2 separate regions of the Homo sapiens genome follow, and region 1 is linked to region 2. A link is an interaction called in ENCODE POLR2A ChIA-PET data of the cell type or tissue named here. Cell type or tissue: Panc1. All regions are shown on one strand. Each heading gives the region's core, and the rest is flanking DNA. Links, peaks and the distances in the headings are about the cores only. Region 1 overlaps BTD (biotinidase). Region 2 has its middle 5.4 kb from the start of COLQ.

The links. Peaks named below come from ENCODE experiments on the same cell type or tissue, not always from the same donor. Only the 100,000 strongest peaks of a DNase experiment are listed, where the experiment ranks them.
Region 1: POLR2A ChIA-PET joins it to region 2 with 13 read pairs; 4 of 35 experiments call an interaction of 5 or more read pairs at or near these places.

Annotation. Positions count from the first base shown.
Region 1 is chr3:15,607,715-15,614,333 of GRCh38, forward strand. All of the region lies in intron 1 of BTD (biotinidase), which reads left to right. Among named protein-coding and RNA genes, the nearest start is that of BTD, 9.3 kb to the left of the region's middle. In Panc1, for the core only: no CTCF peak of the experiment used is centred there; no DNase peak of the experiment used is centred there; H3K27ac peaks cover 3,801 bases.
Region 2 is chr3:15,523,812-15,530,430 of GRCh38, forward strand. No RefSeq gene overlaps it. Among named protein-coding and RNA genes, the nearest start is that of COLQ, 5.4 kb to the left of the region's middle. In Panc1, for the core only: no CTCF peak of the experiment used is centred there; a DNase peak (open chromatin) is centred at 3,383.

The sequences.
Region 1 (6,619 bases), core at 1,622-5,621, 84 kb after region 2:
AGCTAAAAATGAAATTGCCTGACATAAGATAAAACTGATACTGAATATCTTAAAAATAAAAAGGCGGAAACAACAAAAAAAGGAGTCTATGTAGAACACTATTTTTTATAGCAATGCAAAAACTGTACAGCCGGAAATGTGTTGTAGGAAATATGTCAACATAGGAAGTAAAATAATGTAATGAAAAGGTTCTTTGAATAAAGTGGGTTAAATTGATTTTCTTTGCTTCTCATTAAATCTGTGGACTTCAGAGTACCAAAGCTCAGCAACAGGCTTGAAACAAACCCAGTGAAAAGCAACTTTATTATTGAGCTGAGGATTGATATCAGTAATAACTCATTAATAAAAAAGCTTGATAATAAAAACTCCCAGTGCCTGATGCCAGCTGACAGACACTGGGAGTTTTCCCAGGTACCCTGTGACCTAGAGAAAGCTTGGATTCCTGCCTTTGGCTTGGGCTGGCAAGCCCTGTGCCTTTACTCTACATTTTAATGCCAGGGAGACCTGGAACTGGAGAAGGGAGTGCTGTGGGAAGAAAACAGAAGGAATGTTGTTCCCTTGTTTTAGCTTTGTGTTCATCCATTATGGGTTTTGGGTTTTTTTGTTTTTTGTGTTTTTTTAAGAACATTTGAGATAGTTTGACAGCAGCAGTCATTACATCACTGACGAGGACGTTTACTTGTGTAAAATGCACCAGGAAATAGTGACAACTGTATGTTGTGCTATGAGGATGTAAGAGATTTATCTCAAATGGCTTAGAAATCAAAATATAGGTCAGTGCGGTGGCTCACACCTGTAATCCCAACACTTTGGGAGGCCAAGGCAGGCGGATCACGAGGTCAGTAGATTGACACCATCCTGGCCAACATGGTGAAACCCCGTCTCTACTAAAAATACAAAAATTAGCTGGGCATGGTGATGTGCGCCTGTAATCCCAGCTACCGGGGAGGCTGAGGCAGGAGAACCACTTGAACCCAGGAGTTGGAGGTTGCAGTGAGCCGAGATTGCGCCCCTGCACTCCAGCCTGGCGACAGAGCGAGACTCCGTCTCAAAAAAAAAAAAAAAAAGAAATCATAGTATTTCTCCGTATGATGGAATTCCATACTCGGGGGAGTGTCCCACAGGGTAGGCAAGCAGCTATCACCCATGTAATATGGTACTAGTGTTGAAATATTTTCTGTTTTCACTTGCTTCTTCTGCCATTAGCATTCATTACAGCCCTTTCCTTTAACTTTTTAATTTGTACTTTATTGCTTTGTTTTGATAATAATCTATTCTCCATGTCAGCAAAACAAAGATTTATCTCTAGGGAAGAATCTCTGAGTGATTCCCAGGGTTTGGGGGTTGAACTGGGGACATCTTCATGATGAACTTAAGCCCTTAAACTTCTTTTTACATCATAACGTTTGAGTTCTTCTTTGGAGCTTAGCTGTGATTTATTCTTTTCACTTCAAAAAAAATACATTTAACATTTATGACATCTTTCAGACACATGAATAGGATCAGAGATTAATATACACCCATGTACCCAGCCCCTGGCTTAAGAAATACATCACAAATATAATGAAACCCCCGTGTGTCCTTTCCCCATTACACCTCCTTTCCTGTCCTACAGAGGTAACCACTATCTTGAATTTGGTGTTTGTAGTTCCCACATTATCCATTCTTTAGATGATCGATATTTGGTCATTTTTAGTTTTTTTGGAAACAGTGTGCTCTGAAATTCTTGCATGTTTCCTTCTTGTGCACATGTGTGAGAGTTTCTACATATATATCAAGGTGGAGGTCATCATCATTTGATCTCCAAAGTATTGTACCAATTTATACTCCCAACATTTGTGTATGAGAGCTACCCTTTCTCCATAGTCTCAACTGTGGAGCTTTAAAAATTTTTAAATGTGAAATGGCTTCTCAGTTCCATTTCTCTGACTACAAATGAGGTTAAGTTATATTTGTATATATATATTGGCCATGCGTGTTTCTTTTTCTGTGAATTACGTGTTTACATCTGTTGCACATTTCCTTATTGGATTATCTTTTGCTTTTTGATTTGTAGATGTCCTTTATGTATTCTGAATGCTAATTATTTGTCTTTTAACTTTGTTAATAGTGATTTTAGAGGTATAAAGGGTTTTTTTATAGTCACATTTGACAACTGGTCTTCCTTATTTTTTTTTTAATTTTTTTATTTTTTTGGTAACTTGCTAAAGAAAACTTTTTGTAACCTGAGGTTATGAAGATTTTTTTCTATATCAAAAAGTGTAAAGTTTTATTTTTCATATTTAAGTCACTACCTGGAATTGATTTTTGTTTGTTGAGAAGTAAGAATCCATATAATATGTCAATTAGATTTGCTGTGTAATTAACCACCCCAAAACTTAGTGGCTTAAAAGAACCACCATTTATTTAACATATATTCCTATGAGGCTGGTCTCAACTGGGCTCACCCATGTATCTGTTAGTCAGTTGCCAGTGAACTGAGTCACTCAGCCCCTGGAGGTTAGCTGGTTGTCCACTGGGATAGCGGGCATATTGCCAGTGAGCCACATAGCTCTACCACTCAGCAGGCTAGCTGGACTTCTTCATTGGATGGCAGCAGGTTGCAAAAGGGAATGAGCCTCATTGTGCAAGCCTCTATGTGCGGTGTTTGCTAACATCTCATTAGCCAAAGCAAGTTATGTGGCTGGGCTCAGACTCTAAGTTAAAGGCATTCGAGTTACATGATAATGGAACATGGATACAGAGAGGGGAGAAATTGCTGGCCTTTTTTATAGTCAATTTACCATAACATCCAGTTGTCCAAGCACCATTCATAATATAGTTCATTCTCATCCCAGTGATACATAATTTCCCCTCTGTGGAATGTCAAGCTCGCATATTTATGGGAGTATTTCTGTACTCTCTGTTCTTTTCCTATCCTAACACCAATCCCACACTATCTTAATTTCTGTGTTTTTAAAATAAGTCTTGATGTTGGTAGGACAAGTAGTCCCTGGACTTCATTCTTTTGAAGCCATCTTGTTTATTATATTAATTTTAAGCAACTAGAGGGGATGGAAGAGGAACCTTTAGATTAAAAGAGATTTAAAAGATAGGGTATTTTTTAATGGACAAGACTAAACTACAGTGTCTAGGGATGCACATTGGGTGATAAAGCTATTTTAAAAAACAAAGAAGTGATGAGTATAAAAGTCAGGGTCATGGTTACTTGATCCCTCATGGGTAATGTTGTCAGATTTAGAAAAAAAAAAAAAAACAGGACTCCAAAACTCCCAGTTGAATTTGAACTTTAGATGAACAATGCATAATTTTTTTTAGCGTAAGTATGTTCCAACATATTTATCTGAAAGTTAAATTTAACTGGGCCACCTGTATTTTACCTGGAAAAATCCTGATTTTATTCAAGGTGATAATGCAGTTTACATTGCCCAGCCTTCCTTGTAGCTAGGAGTGGTCACGCGTCCACACATGGGCCAAAGCAATTTAAATAGGAGTCACTGGGCAGGGCTTTTAGGAAAGCTGATGAAACTGGCAAGTACCCTCTGTACTCTTCCTCTGTACAACATGATAATTGGAGTTGTAGAAGTCATTTTGGAACCACAAGATGACTCTGAAAATGGAAGCTACATGCCAAGAAGTTAGGCCCAGAAAGAGAGGGATCCTGGGTCCTACATGACTCTTGCCTTTGTCAGGTTTTATTATCAGATTTTTATCACTTCATAAGAAAAAAATGCCTTCTTTTACTATATTCTCACACACATTGAGTAGCATTAGGATTATTTTTTCCTTTATAGTTAGAAAGAATTCTTCTAGAAACTATTTGGGCCTGTTTTGAGGGTGGAGAATGGGAGGGAATGATTGTTTGATAACTATTTCTTCTATGATTGTTGGCATGGTTTAGTTTTTTCTTTTATCCGAAGTTTTGGTAAAAATATATTTTTCAGTCCCAGCTACTCTGGAGGCTGAGGCACAAGGATTGCTTGAATCCAGGAGGCAGAGGTTGCAATGAGCTGAGATTGCACCACTGCACTCCAACCTGGGTGATGGCGTGAGACAGTCTCAAAAAAAAAAAAGAAAAAACAAATAATGTATTTTTTTTCTAGGAAACTACTCGTCTAAATTTTCTAGCTTATCAATATAGGATTGAATGAGGTGATTATTCTTTTTTAAAAAAAATTCTTCTGCATTTATAGATTTCTCTTTGTTTTGTATATTTGTTTCTCTTTTTTTTCTTAATTAGGCTAGCCGATCATTTGTCTTTACCTTTTTTTTTCTCTAAACAACAACTCCTTGGACATACTTATTCATTCTGTCATTTTTCTGTTTTCTAATTTAATTTCCACTCTTATTTTTATTTCCTTCCTTTTGCTTTCTTGAGCATGCCATTACTCTTTTCCTCACTGTTACCACCTTTTGTTAGTTTTACAATTTCTACATTGCCAGAGTTAATAACATTTGCACTGTGTTCTATAAATATAATCCTCATGTTTATTTTACATTCAAGGCTCTTGCCAGTTTTTCCATTCACCTCTTAATTGGCCGAAGATTACCCTCTATGCATTTTTTCAAAGAAGGCTGATGAGACTGATGAGAATAATAGTCCCTGAGTTCTTATATTTTCATACCTATTATCTGGTTTTTTTCTTTACTTCAACCATAGGTTGGCATAATATATAATTTCTGGCTTATATTTTATTTTCTGGAAGGATTCTATAGGCTTTTACTGGCATTGATGTTATTGTAGTAAAGTCTGAGGACAGCCTGATTATTTTGCCCCTAATAAATACCCTTGATCTTTTTATTTAGCTTCCCAAATGATTCTTACTTTATCTTTGAAGATCAAGAATTTTGCTAGGCTATCTGCCGATGTTGATGTTCTGTTCCTTTCTTTCTTGAGTTTTGCTATCTCTTTTCAAGCTATAAATTGAAATATGCTTTTATTTCTGGTGAGTTTTCTTCAATTACATCTTTAATTTTTTTTTTTTTTGCTTCATTATATGTTGTCTATTGTTGTATAAAAATTTACCCTACGACCTATTCAGCAGCTTAAAACAAGACCCATTTATTATCTCAAAGTCTCTATGTGTCAGGAGTCTGAGCATAGTTTTACTGGATCCTCTGGTCAGCATCTCACAAGGCTACAGTGAAGTTGTCAGCTGACCTCATGGTCTCATCTGAGGCTGAGTTTTCTTCCAAATTCAACTGATCGTTGAAAGAATGAATTTCCTTGCAGTTGTAGTATTCATGGTGGCTTGCTTCTTCAAGGTCAGCCGGGGAGAGAGTGTGTCTGAAATCTTGGAGCACCCCAGTTCTTTTTTTAAAGACCTGATTAATTCAGACCCACCAGGGTAATCTCTTTTGATTAACTAGATTAACTGGCTTGGGATTTTAACTACATATGTGAAAGCCCTTCACCTTTGTCATATTCTATTGGCTAGTAACAGAGTACAATTTCCACCTGCACTCAAGAAAAGAGGATTATACAAGGAGTCACCTTAGGGTGTGTCCACCACACATTATTTTTTTCTTTTATGCATTTTCCAATTATGCATATGATGGATCTCGTTCACTGTTCTCCCTGTCTATCATTTTCTGTGGACTCCTTTTCAATTCTGTATTTCCATTCATGTTGCTTATTTATTTACAGCATCATCTGATTTCTTTTGCTGCTTCTATCTTTGCCATAATTTCTTGATGTTTTAATTTTTTCTTCTGCTTCTTTCCTGAGCCCTGCCAGATAATATTTCATCTGTCTCCCAGCTTTCTATTCCCCACTCCCTTCTCCCTTCTCTCTTCTTCCCTCTTCCCCCTCCTTACCTTCTCCTCTTCTCCTCCTTTCCTCCCCTTCTCCCCTTTTTCCCTTTCATCTTTTAATTCTCTTGGTCTATTTTGTGCTTTTATTTAATATAAGCAGTTTTTTTTCACTCGTGGCAGAATGTTTTGTCACAGTTTTTATTTGTGTTGTGGCAATTTTCTGGGGTATAACCTTTGTTTTCGTATAGTATCTTTCAAAAGATCTTGAGCTTTTTATTTACTCATTTTTGAGTGAGTTTTTCCTCTACTGTAGGAGGTTTATGTGTGAACAAGGCCATTCTGGTTCACAGTTATTTTTTCTTAGCACATTTAAGATTTTGTTTTCTTACTTCTATTGTTACTCTTGAAAAGTCTGCTGTTTTCAAATCACCATATCTTTGAAGGCAATCTCTCTTCCCTCTGGTTGCGTCTAAGATTTTTTTCTTCTTCAAATATTTCGTGTTCTGGTTTCTTTATGTTGTGTATAGATTTCTTTTTGGTTGTCTTGAATCTATGGATTTCTGTATTTTATTATTAAAATTCTCACCTATTATACCTTCAAACATGTGTAATGTGTCATGTGTCATTTTATGTATTTTCTCCCTCTTTCTTTCTTTCTTTTTTTTTTTTTTTTAAGTCAAGGTCTTGCTCTGTCGCCCAAGCTGGAGTACAGTGGCACAGCCGTAGCCCACTGCAGCCTTAAACTCCTGGGCTCAAGCAATCCTACCACCTCAGCCTCTTGAGATGCTGGGACCGCAGGTGTACACCACCATGCCCAGCTAATACTTTTTTACTTTTTGTAGAGATTATATTGCCCAGGCTGGTC
Region 2 (6,619 bases), core at 1,091-5,090:
ATACGTCCTACCGGTGACACCTGCTGCTATTGTTTTTGAACACCACCTTGTGTTGCTATTTAGCTGGCATTAACATCCCTAAAGATAGGGGACTATCCCACAGCTCTATGTACTCTCAAGGCCCCCAGGACAGTCCTTGTCACCTAACAGATCCTCAACAATGTAAGTTACTTTGATCAAATCACACCACTGGGTAGGATGAAAAAAGAAGAACGTACAAAAGTAGCATAACTTTATGCTCCAGCTTTCTGCACAACTTGCATTTCCCCAGCACCCCTTGGAGCCTCTGCACATACAGCTGGGTGGCCTGCGCCTGATACAAGGGAGGGCTTTGGTGAGTATGGTGAGAGTGTGAGAGGGACTATGGATGGCCACCTTGAATTAGGACCCGCAGACAGAGAGGCTAAATTTATAATTCAAGTCACTGGAGAATGAGTCACTGCTGATCTAAAGTTACGACAGGAGCCTCTACCCTTTGAGGAGGCCCCAACACAGAGTTATTTATAAGGCCCCAATACTTATTAAACAATTTTTAGTAAATTTCCATTTCCTTAGGTATCTTATATTTTATGAACCTATTTCTTATAAGATTACCCTAACTGACCAAGACAGAAATTATCATCTTTCTTCAAATCCTCCTGGAAGGGCTCTGATGTTTCCAGAATCTAATAACATAGACTATTAGATTTGTCCAGAAGGAAACTATTTGAGATTTGAGAAAAGCTCACACCAATAAAGCCATTCAAAGTCAGAGTCTTCCCTCTCAGACCTTGTAGGCAGGACTGTACACTGGAAAACAATCTTTTGGCCCCATTAAACTTAAAATGCACATGCCGTCTGACCCAGAAGTTCTCAGAAATACTCATTCACTACCCAGTGGTTTAGGTGCAAGGGTGTGCATTGTTGCCTCAAGTTGGAAACAGCCTAACTGTCCATGAATGAAACATTGGTGGAATAAATCCTGGGACATCCATTCAAAATGTTATGCAGTGACTAGAAAGAATAAGGCAGTCTTTGCAACAAATGGTGCTGGAAAAATTTGACTTCCATATGCAAAACAAACAAATAAAAATAAAGATTAACCCTTACCTTGCCCCATGCATACAAATTATTTTAAAATAGACCACAGACCTAATTGTAAATGCTAAAATATTAAACTTACGGCAGAAAACAGGAGAAAATCTTAGTGACCCTGGGTTAGGTACAGATTTTTTAAATAAGATGCAAAATACAAATCTTAAATTTAAAAAAGTTAAATTGGACATTATAAAAACTTTAATGCTTCTGCTCTTCAAAATAGAATACTAAATTGGAAAGCCAAGCCAAAAACTAGGACGTAATATTTGCCAAACACATATATGATAAATGATTTGTAGCTAGAATATATTAAAACTTTCACAGCTCAATAATAATAAGATAAAAAACTTAATTAAAAGAAATGGCAGGCCAGACATGGCTCACACCTGTAATCTCAGCACCCTGGGAAGCCAAGGTGGGTGGATTACCTGAGGCCAGGAGTTTGAGACCAGCCTGGCCAACATGGTGAAACCCCATCTCAACACAAAATACAAAAATTAGCTGGGTGTGGTGGCACACACCAGTAATCCCAGGTACTCAGGAGGCTGAGGCACAAGAATTGCTTGAACCTGGGAAGCAGAGGTTGCAGTGAGCTGGGCTCACACCACTGCCCTCCACCCTGGGCAACAGAGCAAGACTCTGTTTCAAAAAAAAAAAACTGAAATGAAATAAAGAAATGGACACAGCCTGGACAACATGGCAAAACCCTGTATCTATGAAAAAAAAACAAAAAACAAAAAACAAAAAACAGAACTAGCTGGGTGTGGTGGTGCATGCCTGTAGTCCTAGCTACCTGGGAGGGTGAAGATAAGGGATCACCTGAGCCCAGGAGGTCAAGGCTGCAGTGAGCCATTACTGCGTCACTCCAGCCTGGGCGACAGAATGAGACCCTGTCTCAAAAAAGGGAGGGAAGGAAGGAGGGAAGAAGGGAAGGAAGGAAGGCAAAAGATGCGAATATATATTTCACCAAAGAAGATACATTAATGACAAATAAACATTTGTAAAGATACCCAACATCTTTAGTCATTAGGGAAATGCAAATTAAAACCACAGTGAGATACCACTACACACCTACTAGAATAGCTAAAATTTAAAAGACTGACAATACCAAGTGTTGGTGAGGATATGAAGCAACTGGAATTCTCAAACATTGCTAGTGGGAATGCAAAATGGTGTAACCACTTTGGAAAAAAATGTCAGTTTTTTATAAAGTCAAATATACACTTATTATACATCCAACAATTCTACTCTTCAGTATTTATCCAAGAGAAATGAAACACATGTCCACAGAAAGACTGTACATGAAAGTTCATAACCACTTCATTTGTAATAGCTAAAACTAGAAACAACCCAAATGGCCATCAACCAGTGAATGGATAAACAAACTGCATGTGTACATACAATGCAAAACTACTCAGCAATAAAATGGAATAAACTAAGTAACATGGAAGAATCTCAAGTGCATTATGCTAAGTGAAGGATGCCAGACACAACAGGCTACATACTGTATAATTCCATTAGTAGGACATTCTGGAAAAGGCAAAACTATGGGGCTGGAGAACAGATCCATGGTGCCAGGGGTTAGAATTGTGAGAAGAGAAGGGGGCCCAAGAGAACTAGCAGTGATGAAAATATTCTTTATCTTGATTAGAGTGGTTGTATATTTTGTCAAAATTCATCAAACCGTACTCTCAAAAAGGGTCAGTTTTATTATATGTACATTTTCCATCAGTAAACTTGACTTTAAAAAATAAGAAAAATGTCACATGTATGCACTGACATGGAAGATTGTCAATGGAACACTGTCGAGTGAAATAAGAAAGTGGCAGTATATCCGACCAAATTTCTGAACAAACAAGCAAATCTCTTTATCAGTTTTTATATGTGCGTAGAGAAAGATCTAGAATGATGTACATCCCACAGTATATGGGATAAGAGAAGATAAAAGGAGAATTCCCTTTTCAAGCTTATACATATTTGTATTAAAATTTTTACAATGAGCTTTATTTAACTTGTAATTTAAAAACAAAATTCTATTTTTACAAAATCAAGTTAGGGCGGCCTTAGGAGTAAAGAAAACAGCAGAAAGGAAAAAGGCGCCAATCCTGCATGCCCGAGGTCCAACAAGTCTTTTGCAGACGTGTTGTGAAGAGCAGAGAGTTATTGATTGGTCCTGGCAGAGAAACAGAGCTCTGAGCCTGGTCTCTCTGGCCCAGAATGGATGATACTTCAGTTATGCAGAGGTCATAGCCACCTCCCACCAGCAGGCGGGAGGCAAGCCTGGGCAACTGAGAAGCCCCAGGAAAGCCCCTCCTCACAGCTCACTGTTCCCTGGCAACTTGGTCTTAAATCAAAGCCAGAACTGATGGGGCCTGGGAATGCAAAGCATAGCTTCATCAGAGGGCCAGAAGAGCTAACGAGTCTGATAAGACCCATTAGACTTATCCAGGCATCTCGCCCATAGTTACATCTCCAGGGCCAGGAGCTTAGATTTCCTCACTTTCAGGGCAAAGATAGTAGGCTGGCCTTGAGCCATCTGGAGTGCAATCACAACACTAGCGACAGTAATCTTAACCAATACAGTGTTTTTCATACTATGCTGGGGGGTGTGCTCATTCTGAGATGCATGGTTTTTGAAAAGCAGAGGAGTTCATGGACATTAGGAAACCCTGCCTGTTTTATGTCACTGTTGGAAATTCACAACATTTATTGGCATATCAAAAACACTGAGAAGTCCGGCAGTAAAGAAATGCATTGACTTTGCTTTTACCCCAAACATATTTGACCCTCAAACCCATTTTTATTTAATTCTTATTATTTAGCTCCCCACTTTTCTCTTATCTACATGTTATACACTAAACATGTTACTGGTATGATAAATAATCGTATATAGGGCTTTATTTTGTATGAAATCCTTATCTTTTTTTCATTCGATAGTCATAAGTGAGGCAGCAAGACTAGAATTATAATTCCCATCTTACAGATGAGAAAACTGAGGCTTATGTGAAGTTCTGGGGACAGCAGCAGAGGTTCAGGTCATTGGCTGGCTGGAACAATGCCTAGCAAGACTAGATATGAAGCGTGCAGGCTGCTGAATGACACATCGAATCAGATGTCACCAGTGCTCTAGCCTTTAGGGCTAGACATGTTCTCCATGGAACACCAATCAACCTGTCTTTACCTGAAACCAGACTCAGAAAGGTTGTGAGTCCAAGAATCATTCAACTCTGAGGATGCAAAACCACATTCTTGGTAGGGAGACAGGACATAAGGGAAGGCCAGGGACTTCCGAGGAGACCCCAAAATGCTTTATGACAACCCGAGGATTGATGGTTCTTGAACTAAAGCCCATAGGAAGGAAAAACATCCTGAATCCTGAACAAATAAATCCTAACGTTATTTATTTCAAGAATCATAGGAATAAGTAAGCTCATAATATTTAGTAAGCCACCAAAGGGCGAAACAAATCTGCCTCGCTCTTTCAGGTGGAGCTTGCCCCAGATTTCCCCTAAGGTGAACCCTGGGAAACTTAGGTGACATTCACTGCGAACTCTCTAGCCAGTTCAAATGCATATTCCTAGTATACTATTTGTACTTAACACAAGCTAATTGCAAATTTTTATTTTTATATATTTATTGAAATAATATTACCACCCACAATCCCATCACCTCCCCCAACACCCTCAGCCCATCACCGGCCCCCTACCCCAATCCCAGTCCCCAACCACACCACCTTGCCTCCTGGAGAGATGGTTCCTCTTGCATTTGAGGAGATTGGATGGGGTGGGGAGGAAGGCCCACCTAGCAACTTGATTTGGCCCAAAGCCATTTTCAAAGCTTGGATCTTGTCTCTGCCCAGCTAAAGGTGGAGATCAAGGGCATGTGGCTGTGTTTGGCAAAACCTTTAATAACAATAGGCTAATGCTGACCAAGACTGAGAAGTAAAGGGTAAGAAAGGGAACCACTCTTACTGCATATAATTATGCATCCTGCATCCCAGTTATGAGAAGAGAGAGCTTAGCCAATATGCGCAATAATCAGGCACTGCTAGGGAGTATCGTAGAGTCACCTACTAGCTGAGGCTGGCTGTGTAGGAAATAATCTCCTCAGAGATGGACAAGAACATACATAGGCACCCACGCTGCTCCAATGAAGCCTTACAATCCCTGTGACAAGGAGGTTCCTCCCATCCTGCAGGTTGTAGTACAAGTCGCACAAACCTGAGGTCACAGTATGTTCTGTATTTAATCCACTTAAGGCCTTAAAGTGCTTTAAAAATACTCAGCCACAGGGAAAGGGTTATCTCCAAGGCCAAAATGTAAACATATGCAATCTCAGGTAAGAGGAACAGGTGATTTTTTTTTAAGTACAAGAGAGATTAAAAATTTTCCACCCAGTTATCATGGATTATGTGGCAATCTGTTTCCTTATATAAAGAGTTACTAAATGTAACTGTGAAGTTTTAAAACCACAAGAGTGTCCTCAGGAAGTAGATGAACAAGGTTAAACTAGAGAAGACAGAAACAGAAAAGCAATGATTCAGGAAGGTAAGAGAGAGGTCAGAGAATTCATTCACTCATTATTTTTCTGTTTTCCTGTTATTTATTTATTTATTTATTTTGGAGACAGAGTCTCACTTTGCCACCCAGGCTGGAGTGCAGTGGCACAATCTCAACTCACTGCAACCTCTGCCTCCCATGTTCAAGACATTCTTGTGCCTCACTTTCCGAGTAGCTGGGATTACAAATGTGCACCTCCATGCCCGGCACATTTTTTTGTGTATTTAGGAGAGACGGGGTTTCACCATGTTGGCCAGCTGGTACTGAACTCCTGGCCTCATGTGATCCACCTGCCTCGGCTTCCCAAAGTGCTGGGATTATAGGCGTGAGCCACCATGCCTGGCCCATTATTTTTTCATTCAATAAATATTTACTGTGTTCCTATCACAACACAGGCCAAGATCTACAAGCTGTAGATTCAGCATGCACAGAGTGTACAAAAGTCCCTGCCCTTGGGAACTTACATTCTAAGGAGGTCTCAAGACAGAAGCACACTGGTGTTCAGTGTAATGTAGAATAATGGAGAGAAATAATTGATCATGGAGAGCCTCCCTGAGGAGGTGACATCGGAGCAGAGACCTGAGAAAACGAGCCATGCAGATATCTGGGAGGAAAGCATTCTAAGGCATCAGGTGCAAACATCCTAAGGCACCAACAAGCTTGGTTTTTCCAGGAGGAGCAGAATGGAGTTACACGTGGCTCGAGCAGAGTAAGCAAGAGGGAGAGTGAAGGAAATAGGATCCAAGAAGCCACTGGGGTCAGGTCATGTGGCATTTGTAGGCCACGCATGGAGTTTGGACTTTGTTTTAAGATGGAAGTCAGTGGAGGGTTTTGAACAGGAGTGGCAGCTCTGATTTGTGTTGTAACAGGATCACCCCTGGCTTCACCACAGTAGATTGTAGGGGGAAGTAGGAGGCCTAACAGGAGGACACTGAAGGTGGAGATGATGGTTGGTTTTCCAAGAAGTGACAATGGAGGTGGTG